Regions from separate parts of the Homo sapiens genome. Here region 1 is linked to region 2. The links are chromatin loops, found by intact Hi-C in ENCODE. Cell type or tissue: Caco-2. All regions are shown on one strand. Links, peaks and the distances in the headings refer to the core of each region. The heading gives the core; the rest is flanking DNA.

Evidence for each region. Peaks named below come from ENCODE experiments on the same cell type or tissue, not always from the same donor. Only the 100,000 strongest peaks of a DNase experiment are listed, where the experiment ranks them.
Region 1: it touches region 2 in a loop (16-fold over the local background); 13 of 110 quality-filtered maps call a loop at or near these places.

Annotation. Positions count from the first base shown.
Region 1 is chr7:87,935,172-87,942,908 of GRCh38, forward strand. It overlaps ADAM22 (ADAM metallopeptidase domain 22), which reads left to right. Exons shown (of 32, transcript NM_001324418.2): 2 at 1-15. Among named protein-coding and RNA genes, the nearest start is that of ADAM22, 4.8 kb to the left of the region's middle. RefSeq lists enhancers at 1-76, 77-654, 203-252, 263-342. In Caco-2, for the core only: no CTCF peak of the experiment used is centred there; no DNase peak of the experiment used is centred there.
Region 2 is chr7:88,223,304-88,231,040 of GRCh38, forward strand. It overlaps SRI-AS1 (SRI antisense RNA 1), which reads left to right. Exons shown (of 3, transcript NR_120517.1): 3 at 6,453-6,465. It also overlaps a transcript of SRI not described here. Among named protein-coding and RNA genes, the nearest start is that of SRI, 7.1 kb to the left of the region's middle. RefSeq lists an enhancer at 3,671-3,965. In Caco-2, for the core only: no CTCF peak of the experiment used is centred there; a DNase peak (open chromatin) is centred at 4,078.

The DNA of each region.
Region 1 (7,737 bases), core at 1,722-6,721, 290 kb before region 2:
CTCGGTGGCCCGCAGGTGAGAGGCTCGGTCCGGGAGGTGGTCCTCCGCGCCTCCCGGCCCACCCGAGACCCCACGATTGCGCTCGGTTGCCCTGGAGATCCCATGTCTTCTTGGGTGAAATGAGTTGGGTCCCGATGCGAGTCATGCATGGCGCTCCCTGTGCAAAAAAGAAGGGGAAAAGGGTACAAAAAAGAACCAAAATAACCACAGGCCGAGGGCTTTGCCCGAGGGGAGTTTGTGCGGGGTGCCTTCAGCAGTGCGGTGAGCTGAGAGAACAGGCGGAGAGCCCTCTGACATCTGTCAAGCAAAAGCCAGGCATGCACAGCGAGAAGGGAGGTAGTATTTGGGCAGGGTTTGAATCATCATTGTTGTTGTTTTACTCCTCAAAGAGACTTCATAAGTGATTTAACCCAAGGTTGACACTGTAAGAAAAAATTGGAAAAAAACAAGGCTAGACGTTCTTAAGAAACCCAACTGTAAAAACAAGCTGAACTTTAAGGTTCTATTCGCACACATTTGTGGACACCAGAGATATGCCCATTCACCCCTACCTTCTAGAAAAGGTGTCCTCCTCCGACTTTCTTTATTGGTAGCAGTTCTCTTGGTTTAATTAGGGCTGTGCTGTTTGTTGAGCATTTATAAATTATGTTTTTAAAAATCTAGTTTTTATCACTGTATCTGTATTTAAATCAAGATCACACATTCACAGATATGCCTGAAAATTACTGTGAATTTATTGACAAATTTAAGTAAATACTTCTGGGGCTGTGTATTTTTTTATTTCTACACATCAGCTGATCAGGCAGTTCACCCACCTGTAAGTCCATATTAAGATAGGACTTGTTCATGTACTTGAAAATTTTTGTAAACTTTACTGAAGCAATGGCAAGCCAAACCTTTTCACATGTATAAATATATTCATCAGTGCTTTAAGATATATCTTGATGATGTGATAATTATACTAACTTATCTGTATGTGTGAAATATGTAAAAATAGAAAATATTACTTAAATCTGTATTTGTAGCCAAGTAGTTGGTACTGTTAACATTTTGTTAATAGAAGGTGGGAAATTAGCTTAAAGGGCTACATAATATCCATCAAAGATTATTTTAGTAGAAAATCCCAATATGTTAAGCTTTTAATGATGGATTCTTTTATGTGAATTAATGGTTGGTAAATGCCTATTTTCCTTTTCCATTTTGACTCGTTTCAATGGTAAAACTGAAGAAGCAGGGGCCATAGTTTCCCTATGTCATCGTATTTTTCAATTAATTAAGATTATTTCTGTGGAAGGATATTTTCACACCATTTGCAACCTTTTATTATAAAAAATTTCAAACACAAAAGAGTAGGATAAATTAATGAACCCCCAGCTCCAACAATTAGCAACTCATGGCCAATCTTGTTTTGTCTATACCCTACGTATTTCTTTTTCTATTTCCTTTCCCTCTCTATATTGTATTGAAGCAAATCATATCATTTCATTCATAAAAATTATAGGAATTTACCACTAAACAGTAAGGATTCTTTTAAAAATGCAACCATGTTACTGTATTTTCAAAAATTAGGAGTAATTTCTTACTACTATCAAATATCCTGTTTTTCAAATTTCCAGTTCTCGTAAATATGTATGTATATATGTATATGTATGTGTGTGAATGTTTATATGTGTGTGTATATATATTATATATATATATATAGAGAGAGAGAGTATATTTAGAGTATATATTTAAGTAAGTTTGTCTGGACCAGGACCCAGATAATGTCTGTAGATTGCAATTAGTTTATTTATTTATTTTTTGTGACAGGGTCTCACTCTGTCACCCAGACAGGAGTGCAGTAGCACGATTATGGCTCACAGCAGCCTTGACCTCTTGGGCCCCAGTGATCCTTCCACCTCAGCTTCCTGAGTAGCTTGGATTACAGGCATGTGCCACCTTATCTGGCTAATTAAAAATTTGTTTTTGTAAAGATGGGATTTCACCATGTTGCGCAGGCTGGCCTTGAACTCCTGGGCTCAAATCATCTGCTGGCCTCGGCCTCCCAAAATGCTGGGATTACAGGTGTGAGTTGTGGGGGCCTAGCCTGTTTTTCTGTTTTCTAAAAGGTCTTTTAATGTGTGGTTCTTTCCCCTCTATTTCTTTTTTTTCCCCTTGCAATTTTTTCAGTGAAGACATGGAGTCTTTCATCTTGTAGAGTTGCTCAGAGTCAAGATTTTGCTGTTGTAGCCAGTGCTTTAAAACAATTCACAAAGACTTTCTAGGAGAGGAAGAGAGACTGAGGGAAGAAGAGATACAGAAAAAGAAAATGACAGGATTGAACCTGGAAACTCACAGAATCTCTGACTCATGCTGGAAATGTCTTTGGGTACCTCTTGCCTTTTCTGTGTTGGTGAAAGACCACCACTTTTGAAAAGTGGAGGAGGTCAGTCCTCCTTTTCTCCCCATTTATGGAGCACCACTTGTGCAGTTTTTTGATTCACAGGAGTCTTGACTTGGGGTGGAAAGCTATTTTGGGTTCATAGAGCTTCTACTCCCTATAGCAATAAACATCACAATAGAGAAGAATGACTGGTTTTTGGTGAAGTATGAATGAATTGGTAGGATTTAGGTTTAAAAGTATGAATAGATGATTAATTCAAGTCAGAAATGAAAGCAATGATACCATCTTATAGTAATTATTACAAAACGTTATCCCAGTGCCTGGGATATGTGTACATAGTAAGGTACACATAGTACATGTTGATGTCTCTATCACTTGGGAGCCACTGCACTTTACCATGCTGCTTAAACTACAGGTGGAAATCATTGACAACTAGGACCAAATCTGACAAAATTTTAAAGACCTGTTTATCTTAGGCCAACTTTTCCTACAGTTAGGAAACAGAGGAGTTTTCTTGCACTATTGGCATTTCTAGTTTCCCTAAGAGCAATCATTGGATTGAAAAACATAAGTTGATTTTTTATGGCCCTTGTTATTTCTCTAATACTTAAATAGTTCTAATTTATGGCATTTTAATTTTAGATACCCATAGATTTTTTTTTTTTTTTTTTTTTTTTTTTGTGAGATGGAGTCTTGCTCTGTCACCCAGGCTGGAGTGCAATGGCGTGATCTCAGCTTATTGCAACCTCCACCTCCTGGGTTCAAGCGATATTCCTGTCTCAGCCACCTGAATAACTGGGATTACAGGCACCCACCACCATGCCCAGCTAATTTTTGTATTCTTAGTAGAGACAGGGTTTCACCATTTTGGCCAGGCTGGTCTAGAACTCCTGACCTCAAGTGATCCTCCCACCTCGGCCACCCAAAGTGCTGGGATTACAAACATGAGCCACCATGCCTGGCCACCCATAGATATGTTTATCAACTTCCTTTCTACTTCATAAATAAAATCAGGGTGATTTTCTGTGAACTCAAAAAGCTTATATAGATTTGTTGATTTGTTTCTTTAAAAGGCATTTATTTATTTATTTTATTTATTTTTTTCTTTTGAGATGGAGTCTCACTCTCTTGCCCAGGCTGGATGGAGTGCAGCGGCACAATCTCAACTCATGGCAAGGTCCACCTCCCTGGTTCAAGCGATTCTCCTGCCTCAGCCTCCCAAGTAGCTGGGACTACAGGCGCGTGCCACCACACCTGGCTAATTTTTTGTATTTTTAGTAGAGACAGGGTTTCACCATGTTAGCCAGGATGGTCTCAATCTCCTGACCTTGTGATCCGCCCACCTTGGCATCCCAAAGTGCTGGGATTACAGGCGTGAACCACCGCGGCTGGCCTAAAAGGCATTTATTTATTTGTGCTCCTACTCTGTACCAATTTTTATGCAAGACTGTGGGCATTTAGAGATAAAAGACACAGTTTTCTTTTAAGGAATTCTTAAAGACGTGGAAGATGAGTGGGTGAATAAACAGTTATACTTTGCCTTGTGATTTTCTGGAGGTGATCACAGAGGCCAGCGGAGGCAGAGAAGGCTAGTACTTAACCCAGGTGAGCAGTCAGGGTGGGATCTCTGGGGAAGCCGTGTTTCAAGGGTGAGTTTGGAATTGCTGCATTAAAAGGAAGGGTGAGCATATCCAACCAAAGAGGCAGTAAGTACATAGGTACATGGGAATCAGGGTATGTTTTTGTTAATTGCAAATAGTAAAGATTTCAGGGACAGATAAGATAAAACAGGAAAGCAAAGAGTAGATGCTGTGGCACTTTCATGACTTGCTGAGGAATTTGGAATTTGTCCTGAAGGCAGTCAAAGGATTTCAGTTAGGAGAGTTAACTGACCAGATTCATGTTATTGTCAGATAATCCTAATTGTTAGAATGAATAATTTTAATTTCAAAGAGCACGTGACTGTAGCTGTGTACTTTAGTTCACTAGTAAATGTTCACATAATCTTTAAGAATCATAAGAACTTAGTAAATATACTGAAAATAACTATAAATGAGTTAATATTTATAATGCACTTACAACAATGCTGGGCATAGAGTAAGCACTATATGAGTCTTTGTTAAATAACATTAACTCCTTCAGGCTGCTTGAGTACTATTTAGATATTTTATGACATCACTTGAATGCAAAATGGTGCCTTAATTACCTGAGTTTAACATAGTCCCAGAAGTATGTTAGAAATTACTCAAATTTATATTTAACTAAGTGGAATCAAATAGTCCTAGAGATAGAAGAGAACTTATAGGTTATCTAACCTAATTCAGGAATTACTTTTCACTTGTTAAGAGCAAGCCATTGGCTGGGCATGGTGGCCCACACCTGTAATCCCAGCACTTTGGGAGGCCGAGGTAGGTGGATCATTTGAGGTCAGGATTCGAGACCAGCCTGACCAATATGGTGAAACCCGCCTCTATGAAGGGTACAAAAATTAGCCTGGTGTGGTGGTGGGCACCTGTAGTCCTGAGCCTGAGGCATGAGAATCACTTGAACCTGGGAGGCGGAGGTTGCAGTGAGCAGAGATGGTGCCACTGCACTCCAGCCTGGGCGACAGAGCAAGTCTTTATCTCAAAAAAAAAAAAAAAAAAAAAAAATCAAGCCATTCACCAAGATGGATATGCTGATTACCCTGATCTGATCAGTATGCATTGTATGCATCAAAACATCACTATGTACCCCATAAATATGTATAGTTATTATATGTCAATTTTTTAAAAGGTTAAAAAGAGTATGGAAATCAGCAATGTATTACTTAATGTTTCAGAAAGCTTCCAAGAACTACAATGATATAAACCACATTAATTTTACTCTTAATGTGTCCTTGTTTCAATTTTCATCCCCAAATTGGGACAGAAAAATTTTAGAAGAAATTTTCATTGTAGTTCTTTTAAATGTTGACAATTTGATTGGTTTTAAATAGTAATTCTGTTGATATAAGTACATATTGTAAGTGATTTCTTTACTGTATGGTTACTTGAATGCATATACTTTATTTTTATCACAAGTGGGAGGATCAGCCCACTACTGAAAGCTTATTATGCCACAAAGTCCTAGAAATGGTAGTCAAAGTAATTATATTTGACTGTGGGTAGCCTTGCTATCTTCAAAGTTGTTTACCTAGTCTAAAGTAATTTCATTCCTGGAAAATAGCATTCAGGCCTAGAATATTCAAAATATTGAGAGCCTTTCTTCTGTCTTGAAATTATTTGTGCTGAAAGAATTGTATGTTTGCAGGTAAAAGGATAAAACTTATACTTTTACCTGGACTTCTGTGTAGGCAAGATATCACCTACTGAGTCTTATTGATGGTTTGATACTACTCATTGTTTGATACACATAATTGCTATTTTTTGAATAAGCACCTTAATGATTCTTTTTTGTCAACTAAGCGTCACAGATTTACATCCAGGATGTTATTTTGTGGTTTATTTTGTTGTGTTTTCACCCCATACATTTTTAATACTTTGTTTTTTACCCAGTGATTATATATTTCTACAAGGAGCAAAATTTCTTTTTGTTGGAAGCCTTTGTTGTCAGTGAATAGACGGGCTAACTTTTTTCCTCTGGCTCTTTCCCTAGGAAGTGTTATAGCTTCCCAAGTACTAAAGTGCCAAGGACATAGATCTACAGTTTGTCATAGTTTTGATAACCAGTAACAAATGGGAAAAATGCCAAATGGCAGCAAGATGGCAAGCAGTAGGTGTGCTCCATTTTTATTGATGTACTTATACATATTCCTGTGCATGGATGAGCTGTACTTTACATTGTGCTGTTTCATTGAGGGGCACTGAGTCAGCTTGATGGTAAATTGTCTGCAGTACTGCTTCCGTGGCGGAAAATGGCTCCTAGGAATTACAACTTTGGAAGTATTTTGCGAGGGTAGCACAAACTTTTTTTTTTTATACTGTGCATTTGTTAAAGTAAGTGGCTCAATATTGATAACCTTTTGCCACCAATCAGAACTTTGTTCTACTGCTATAAATAGGAGACATTTCACAATGAATTTTTATTCTCCTACCAACCATCTTCTTTTCCAATTAAATTGTAAAAAAAAGTAAAATTCAGAATCGTAGGAGTTTCCCTTAGTCTTGTTTTTATGCTATGAAATCCCAATTTGTATATATATGTATTTTTCGTATCTTTAAAATTCTACCTAATGAGGTTATGGTGCACAGAAGGAATCAGTCTTTCATCACTTCTGTATAGCTACACATAGGAAACTAACTATGAATGACTCTAAGAGCTTATAGGTTGATAAAAAATGTTCCTATTTTTATTTGCTTTCTCATATTGCAAAGAATGCCAAGAGTTCTCCTGTTGTTTTTAACAAATAGAGTCCCTTAGAAGAACTTGGAGAGAGGCCTGCTTTTTTCTCACAACACACTGAGAACAGGAATCTGTAAGGTCGGTAGTATTCCCTAACTCCAGTGGGGCTAATTAGATAGGGCCATATTTATCATTAAGTAGCATGGATAAGCCCCAAAGGGAAAGAAGATAGATGTTCATAAAAGTGGGGCTGGGGGATGGAGCAGAAGAAAAGGTAGAGTCCTTGAGGGGAATGGTGAGAAGGTGGAAGGAAAAGGAAATGATAAAAAGAGAAAAATACTTTTAATAGTGTCACTATATATGTTATATACTAAAATAGCTAAATATATGGTAACTTACATGGCTACCTTTTATGTGCCAAATGGTCTTCTGAATACTTGATGTACATTAATTCATTGCGTCCTCAAAAAAATCATGTGTGACAGGTAATACTTATCTGTAAAGTCACAAAGCTGATAGGGGATTTGAACCTAGGCACTTCAGCTCCACCGCACTGCCTATGTGCTTAACTACTATGCTAGACTGGTCTTATGGAAGGGGGCCACCAACGATTCTTTAGATGCCATTAAATGTTGCTGGAGTCAGATTTCTTACATTTACCCCATTGGAACTATATATGACTTTTAGTGCCTGAAAAATATATACATTTTAAAGTTAGACAATAGTGAAGAAGCTTGCAGAGCACAACAGGAATGTTTCATTTTTATTATCTTGAAAATGAAAATGGAATTTGTGAGGATATCTGACATTTAAATGGTGAAAAACACCTCTTGAAGGACACGTGTCCTATTTGTTTGTAGATATGTACACTCTCTGTTACACTCGTTCATCGTAAGTCACATATTAGTATTCAGCAATCAACACCAAAATTGTATATGCCTTTTTGTGGTCAAAGTTTCATAGGTAGAAACATTAATTGCTAAGCAGGGATCCATATTCATATATTTTTCTCCAAAAGAAAAAATACAAAG
Region 2 (7,737 bases), core at 1,090-6,089:
GGGATAGGTACTATTGTCATTCCTATTATACAGTTTTGAGGAAGGGGAAGGAACAGAACAGAGCTGAGCTATGCTGCCAAGCCATCTGACTCTAGAGTCTGTGCTCTACACCCAGGGGCAGGTAAAGGGCCAGGTAGTAAATATTTTAGGCCTGTGGGCCATACAGTCTCTGTATGAGAGAGTCTACATACATAGTGGTATGTAGACTATGTAGTCATAGTGGTATGGCCAAATACCACTCAACTCTGCTGTGTAGGCCACAAGTATCCATAGACAATAGATAAATGAATGGATGTCGCTGGGTTCCAATGCAACTTTATTTATAGACACTGAAATTTGAATTTCATATGACATGAAATATTATGCTTAATTTTATTTTTCCAACCATTTAAAAATGTAAATATTATTCTGAGCTCTTGGATGTACAGAAATAGGAGGTGGGTCAGATTTGGCCTTTGGGCAGTAGTTTACCAACCACTGCTGGAAGCCCCTCCAGAATGCGGGCTTATGACTCTGGCAGTTTAGCACTTTAGCAAATGATTTGCTGACTGTAAGATAAAGCCTATGGGTAGAATACAGTTATTTGTCAGAACGATTTACTAAGTCCTAAAAAAAAGACTGTAGGAGGGTTGTGACAACAGCATGGGTTAGGGAGAGAACTATGTGAGGTTTATAGATAGGATGCAGGTCATGGTTATTTTGGGAAGTCATTGGAATTACAGAAACCTTTCTGATCATATACTCCAATCCTGCTGTTTACAGAAGAAAAGACCAAGGCTGAGAGATGGCAAATATCTGGCCCCAGCTCTTGAAGAGCAGACCTAGCCAGATGTAGATATTTCACCCTTCCCAATTAAAGCTGTGACAGTAGATAAACATGCTCTCAGAGAGAATCCCATTCTTTTGTGGTACACCTTCCCTAATTATGTTTTCAAGACAAACGGCAGTGTGGACACTTTCTTATTCCTGGAGAAAAGTTAATATAAAGCTCTACATATAGTATCCAACCTGGACTTCTTCGCTCAGATAAGTGGTGAAAGAAATAGTGTCTAACTAAGTAACTGTAGTTATTTCACCATACCTGCAGTTGAATTAACCATAGGTCTTCACTTGTTAGGAAGAAATGAGCAATGACATTTGCCAATTTAAAGTTTCAATTTTTGTTTAGTTCTGATCTGGGTGTGGCACCTCATGATTTAAAGACCTCTGCCTTAGAGAGAAGCTCAGATCTCCAAATGTAAGTGGAAATGAGCATTTGATAACAACATAGGTAACCAATTAATAGTATCTCCACTTTCTTAAGATTGTTGGGAAAGAGTGTGAAGCCTATGATGTTCATTTGGGAATAAAAGCCACCCTTTTTCTTGAACTGTCCGGAGTAAGAGCTCAGTTAATCATGCTATTATGTAATTTTTTCAAGGGATAGAAAACTTCCACTATTGATGTTTTAGTGCTTGCATGTAGAGTTTAACTGGTCCCTGGCATATTGTAGATGGTAATGAATCATCAACCACAGCTCTTCAAACAACTTCTGCTACAATAGAAATGTTTGATAACTATGCCACACAATAACTAATCACATATGGCTATTGAGCCTGTGAAATGAGGAACTAAAATTTTAATTTAGTTTAATTTAAAATGGAATAGCTGTGTGGCTAGTGCTACCCTCTTGAACAGCACAGGGACCCTTTCATCTGTGTTGGCTTCCTCCTCCCTGGAACTCAGAGAAAGCAAACTCATTCTACTTGCCTGGAATAGGCATGATAAGCAAGATAAATCAGTTATTAACAAAACACAGCAAGGGCAGTCATCAGCTCTGTGACAAACGTTCCCATGTTCCTGTTCCTACAGAATAGATTCTCACTGACCTGTTCCTTCCCTTAATGAAGCTCTGAGCTGGAGTTGATGATCAGGATTAACCAGGAAGCTGATGTTGGAGGAATTTATTATGGCTAAATATATATGCCTATATACATATATGTGTATGTATGTATATCATTGTACATATGTAAATATATGTGTGTATTTTTACAAACACACACACACTTTATATATATACTTTCTTATCATTAGGGCTGTCAAAAATGACCTTCCAAAGATGAGTTCCCCATCACTAGAAGTGATCAAGAAGAGGCTGTCAGTGATGCTAAAGGGCAGTTTTGTACTTTGAGTAGGGGCCTGGATGAGTTAATGCTCTATGGACTACAAAGTATTTTCTGATGGCCTACTTAAACTTTACCCAGCCATGCCAGTTAGATTATTTCTACTTTACAAGATGAGGAAACTGAGACTCTGACTTGCTGAAGGTTACCAGACTAATAGCAATTCCAGTATTAATTGCTTATCTTGTCACTTCAGATCTTTTCTCAACCTCACGCTATTCTCTCAGGACTCTTCCTTTTAAGATTATGCAATTTCTATTGGATCAAGAATTTGGAGACATTGTTTTTTCTTTTCCTGAACAGAATGTGTTTCAGAAATCAGAATATTAAATTTAAAGCAATTGTCTAAAATAATGTACATCTAGGTAATGCTATTACTATCAATGATAAGAGTTCATTTTAGTGCAGATAATTATTTTTTGATGAACAAGATGTAAATATGCATGGCTAAAGGGGTAGCTAAAGGGAGGTCAAGAAATGAATGCAAGAACTGGCTGTAATTAGTTTTTGTCTGAGGCTTGTACTGATTATCAAGTCTCTACATCTTTTACTTGTGACCATTACCATGTCTGGGACCACATAGAAAGCAGAATATTGAATACTGGACCTGTATGCTCAGGTAGAAAATCACCTGTGTTCAGCACCAGTGTTCTCTTAGGATGACTCTTCCTAAGAACATTGGACTAGTATATTATGGGGGTGTTAATTCTAAAAGCTAATTTTTGCAACCTAGGTCTATTTTTTCATAAAGGTCACTTTATGACTGGTTCTCAGGCAAGCCCTCGAAAGTTCTTTAAAGCCTTCATTGTTCTCCTAAAGAGAAGCAGTCCTGGAGCCGGGGTAGAGCAGGGTAGGAACCCAAGAGCACCTAGGGCTTGGTTATTGCCCATCCCCATTCGCATCTCAGTCCCTTTATCCAGCCAATCTTGATGTCGCAAAGTTTACACAGAACCAGAGATAAATAGAGAAGCCAGACTTGTGGAGAGAGGAGGGGAAGATAATACAATCTCCATCTGTTCAATAAGCTGGGAGAGGAGGGAATTTGGGAAGAAAAATTCCCAATTATTCATATTGCAGCTCTGGGGAAGGAAGAATGACTGTTCTTGAGTCCTAGGTGCCTAGGTACAGTAGATATTTCCAGAATGCCAAAATTCCATGAAGCATATATATAAGTCAGCTACATGTAAATTGGGAGCTTCTTAATTAAAATAAGATATCTCTTACTTTATATAATTATTTTTCAGTAGTTACTTGCCTCTTTTCCATAGCTGGGAAATCAGTGGCAAAGCTGAGAAAGGAACCTGGATTAATTGATTCTCAGCTTGGAAACCCATGGATCAGTAGAACTACAAAGATTAGGAACTTTCTTATTCCTGATTAGTAGAATTAGAACATTGGAGCTGCATGGAATAGTCTAATATTATATACATATCATTTACTTGCCTGCATCTTGAGTTGAAGTCTTATAGGTAGAAGCTGGTGATCCTTAGAGGATTGCCTTCTTGCAGAGTGGCCAAATAGAAGAATCAAGAAGTATAAACTGTAATAGCAGATGAATCACATTGCCCTCTTGACCTCTGGAAATCAGTAACCAACTATAAACATTACTCAACAGTGTAGGCAGATTTCCAATTAGCCCTATAGAGGCCCTCTATGAAATATGTTTATTTCATTGTTACAAAGAATGACCTATCTAAGGCAGCTAGGAACCAATAACAACAGTATTAAACACACATACAGGTAAATATTTGACATTCCTTCAGGATTATTATCTCTGTCTGAGAATTCTGAAGACCTGCAGGGCTTTGTGTTGGAACAGTCATATGTGGGAGCTGGCTCATACTGGCCAGTGAGCCTATTTTCAGGCATTTTTCCAGCCTTTTTTTTTTTTTTTTTGAGAGAGTCTCGCCCTGTCTCCTAGGCTGGAGTGCAGTGGCGCAATCTCAGCTCACTGCGACCTCTGCCTCCCCAGTTCAGGCAATTCTCTGCCTCAGCCTCCTGAATAGCCGGGATTGCAGGCACTTCCCACCACGCCCAGCTAATTTTCGTGTTTTTAGTAGAGACAGGGTTTCACCATCTTGGCCAGGCTGGTCTTGAACTCCTGACCTCATGATCCACCCACCTCGGCCTCCCAAAGTGCTGGGATTACAGGCGTGAGCCACGGTGCCTGGCCTTTTCCAGCCTATTTTTAAACACTGCCAATCGTATAATTAGAAATTTTTTAACTTACTGAAAATCAAGATAATAAATACTCCAAATGCATCAATTTTTAATGATTTTTCTATATGGGTAGTATGTAATTTTGTGCTGTTGGATGTTAATTCTCAATTCCAGACTCAGTCATACCATGTTAGTAGTTTGAATTTGCGAAAAGTTAGTAGTTTATTCCACTATGTTGGGAATATTTACACCCTGGAAATCAGTTTGCACTACAAACAAAAGACTCATTTATTTTTATTTATTTATTTATTTTTTTTTTAATTGTGTACTCTAGATTTGGAGGTGGCATTTTGGAGAATATGTTAATAAGGTTTAAAGTTAAAAGTGTGTTGTGGCCGGGCACGGTGGCTCACACCTGTAATCCCAGCACTTTGGGAAGCCGAGACGGGCGAATCACGAGGTCAGGAGATCAAGACCATCCTGGCTAACACGGTGAAATCCCATCTCTACTAAAAATACAAAAAATTAGCTGGGCATGGTGGCGGGCGCCTGTAGTCCCAGCTACTTGGGAGGCTGAGGCAGGAGAATGGCATGAACCCGGGAGGCGGAGGTTGCAGTGAGCCAAGATTGCACCACTGCACTCCAGCCCGGGCGGCAGAGCAAGACTCCATCTCAAAAAAAAAAATTTTAAAAAGTGTGTTGTATCTACAGCCTTTACATTGTGAATTGCATGAACAGTTAAGGAAATATTTTCCCAGAAATATGACATCTACAAAGAAACACACTAATTATCCAGCAACAGATTTCAATGAGAAAGAAATTTATAAAAATCCTTGAAAAATAATTCAAAATAATGATACTAGAGAAGTTCAGTGAGACATAAGAAGACCCAAATAAACAATATAATGAAATCAGGGAAATAATTAGGGACATGAGTGAAAAGTTTACCAAAGAGAGATATCATGGTAACCAAACAGAAATCCTGGATTTTATTTTATTGAATGAAGTAAAAAGTACATTCAAGAGCTTCAACAATGGATTATATCAAGCAGAAAAAAGACCTTCAGAACTTGAAAACAGATCTTTTGAAATAATCCAGTCAGACAAAAATAAAGAAAAAAATAAAAAGAATGAACAGAGCATAAGGGACACCATAAAGTGATCAAATATTCAAGTTTTCAGTGTTCCAGAAGGTGAAGAGAGGACCAAAGGAATAGAAAACCTATTTAATGAAATAATAGCTGAAAACTTCCCAAGTCTAGCAACAGATTTAGATATCCAGATACAAAAAGTTCAGAAATCCCCAAATAGATACAATTCAAGAGAATCTTCTTCATGACATGTTATAGTCAAACTTTCAGCAAAGGAAACAATCAACAGAGTAATGAGACAACTTGTTGAATGGGAGAAAATATTTACAAAAATTATTCATCCAACATGGGACTAATATCCAGAATATACAAGGAACTCAAACTATTCAACAAGAAAAAAACAAATAATCTCATTAAAAAGTAGGCAAAAGACATGAATAGACACTTCTCGAAAGAAGACATACAAATGGCCAAATGGGTATAGTTTAAAATGCTCAACATCACTAATCATCAGGGAAATGTAAATTAGTGGAGTTCTCACGAATGGACTAGTGCCCCAGAGAGCAGCCTTGTCCTTTCATCATATGAGGACACAGCTAGAAGATGCCATCTATGAACCAGAAAGCGGGTCTTCACCAGACACTGAATCTGCCTTGATCTTGGATTCTGCAGCTTTCAGACTTTGAGAAATAAATTTCTGTTGTGTATAAGCCACCTGGTTTATGACATTTTATTATAGCAGCCTGAACTAAGACAACACCCTTTATGTCAGTTAAATTTACAATTACCTTACGTACATATATACGTACATATAAGGTCCCACCCTGCCCCATCTTGGAAAGCTACTTGTTAAACATTTACCAGCACACCACTAAAGGGCAAGAAAGTGTCATTTGAACTCAGTGACTTAGGGAAATATATCTTGGCTTCAGGCTGTGGATAGAGATTTTCAAGCACATCTAGGAAGTATTTCAAAAGGTAATTTAGGAAAAATTTCAAAAGATAATCTTTAGGCCCTTCACATGCTCCTATCTTCCAGGTTCTGGAAGCAGCTATCGCAAGTGCTTAAATGTTCCTCCTGTGACTCTGTGACTGTCCAAAGTCCCTGTTTCCAGTTCAGCTTTCTTTGAAAAGCCCTTGAGCTTTAATATCACCATCATGCCTCATTAAAACTCCTATTCACTGGGTGCAGAAGACTGCTTATTACTGAAAGTAATTTGACTAAAACATAAATACTGCAAAATGTAAGTATATTTTAATTTCATTATATATTCTTTGTCCATACTATTTTTATGGCTGCAGAGTATTCAATCATATGAGCCTTTTACACTTTAGTTAATCAATACCAAATTATTTAGATTTTAACTAAATTTTTATTATTACACACAATGCTGAAATAAAAAGATCATAGTTTAAATTTTGCTCACATCTTGAATTGCTTTCTTGGACATATTCTTAAAACTAGATTTACTGTTTTTGAGATTAAGGTTTTTGAGAAATTCTGGATAGCTATTGCAAATCGCCTCCCAGGAAGTTAGTAACTGATTTATCCTATCATCAGTAGAATATTAGAGCATTTAGGTCCATACATAGAGAGGTACACAGTTATGTGCAATGACATCATTGCATGTATCTTCCTCTATAGACTTGAATTGTAGACTGAGTTGTTAAGATTATCACTGGGTTTTGAGTTTATGTGCAATTTTTCTTTATTATTCCGTATGTGTAATTTGTAGTATTTTTTACATTGAACATTAAAAGAGGAGTACTATTAATTGAAACAAATAAATAAGATTTGTTACATTAACACAGTTCTGCCCTTAACACAATTAAAAGATAAATGACAGACTAGAAAAAATATTTGCAACATCTCTAACAGTGGGTTTATATCCTACGTGTAAAATATAAATCAGTAAAATGGAGAATGTTTTTGATAGAATAATCCTGTCATTGGCCTACTCTGTGCTTTGCCCCACCACCCTCTCACTTATAACCCAAAACACACACACACGCACACACACACACACACACACACACACACACACCCTTTCCCTCTTGCCCTACTTGCATCCACCATCACCTACAATCTGGTATCCACCCACATTCACGTGTACAACCTGCCCTCAGTACTCATTCTTCTTATACTTCTGCATTCCCACACTGAGCCTTACCCTCACACGCCCATACCAACCTTTATCTATAGTCCCACACACATGCACGCACACAGAGACACCTCTGCCCTACCCACCCTCACCTACCCCCTTCTACAATCCTGCATATACATGCACACCTTCACCCATACATACCCACCCTCGCCTACAAAC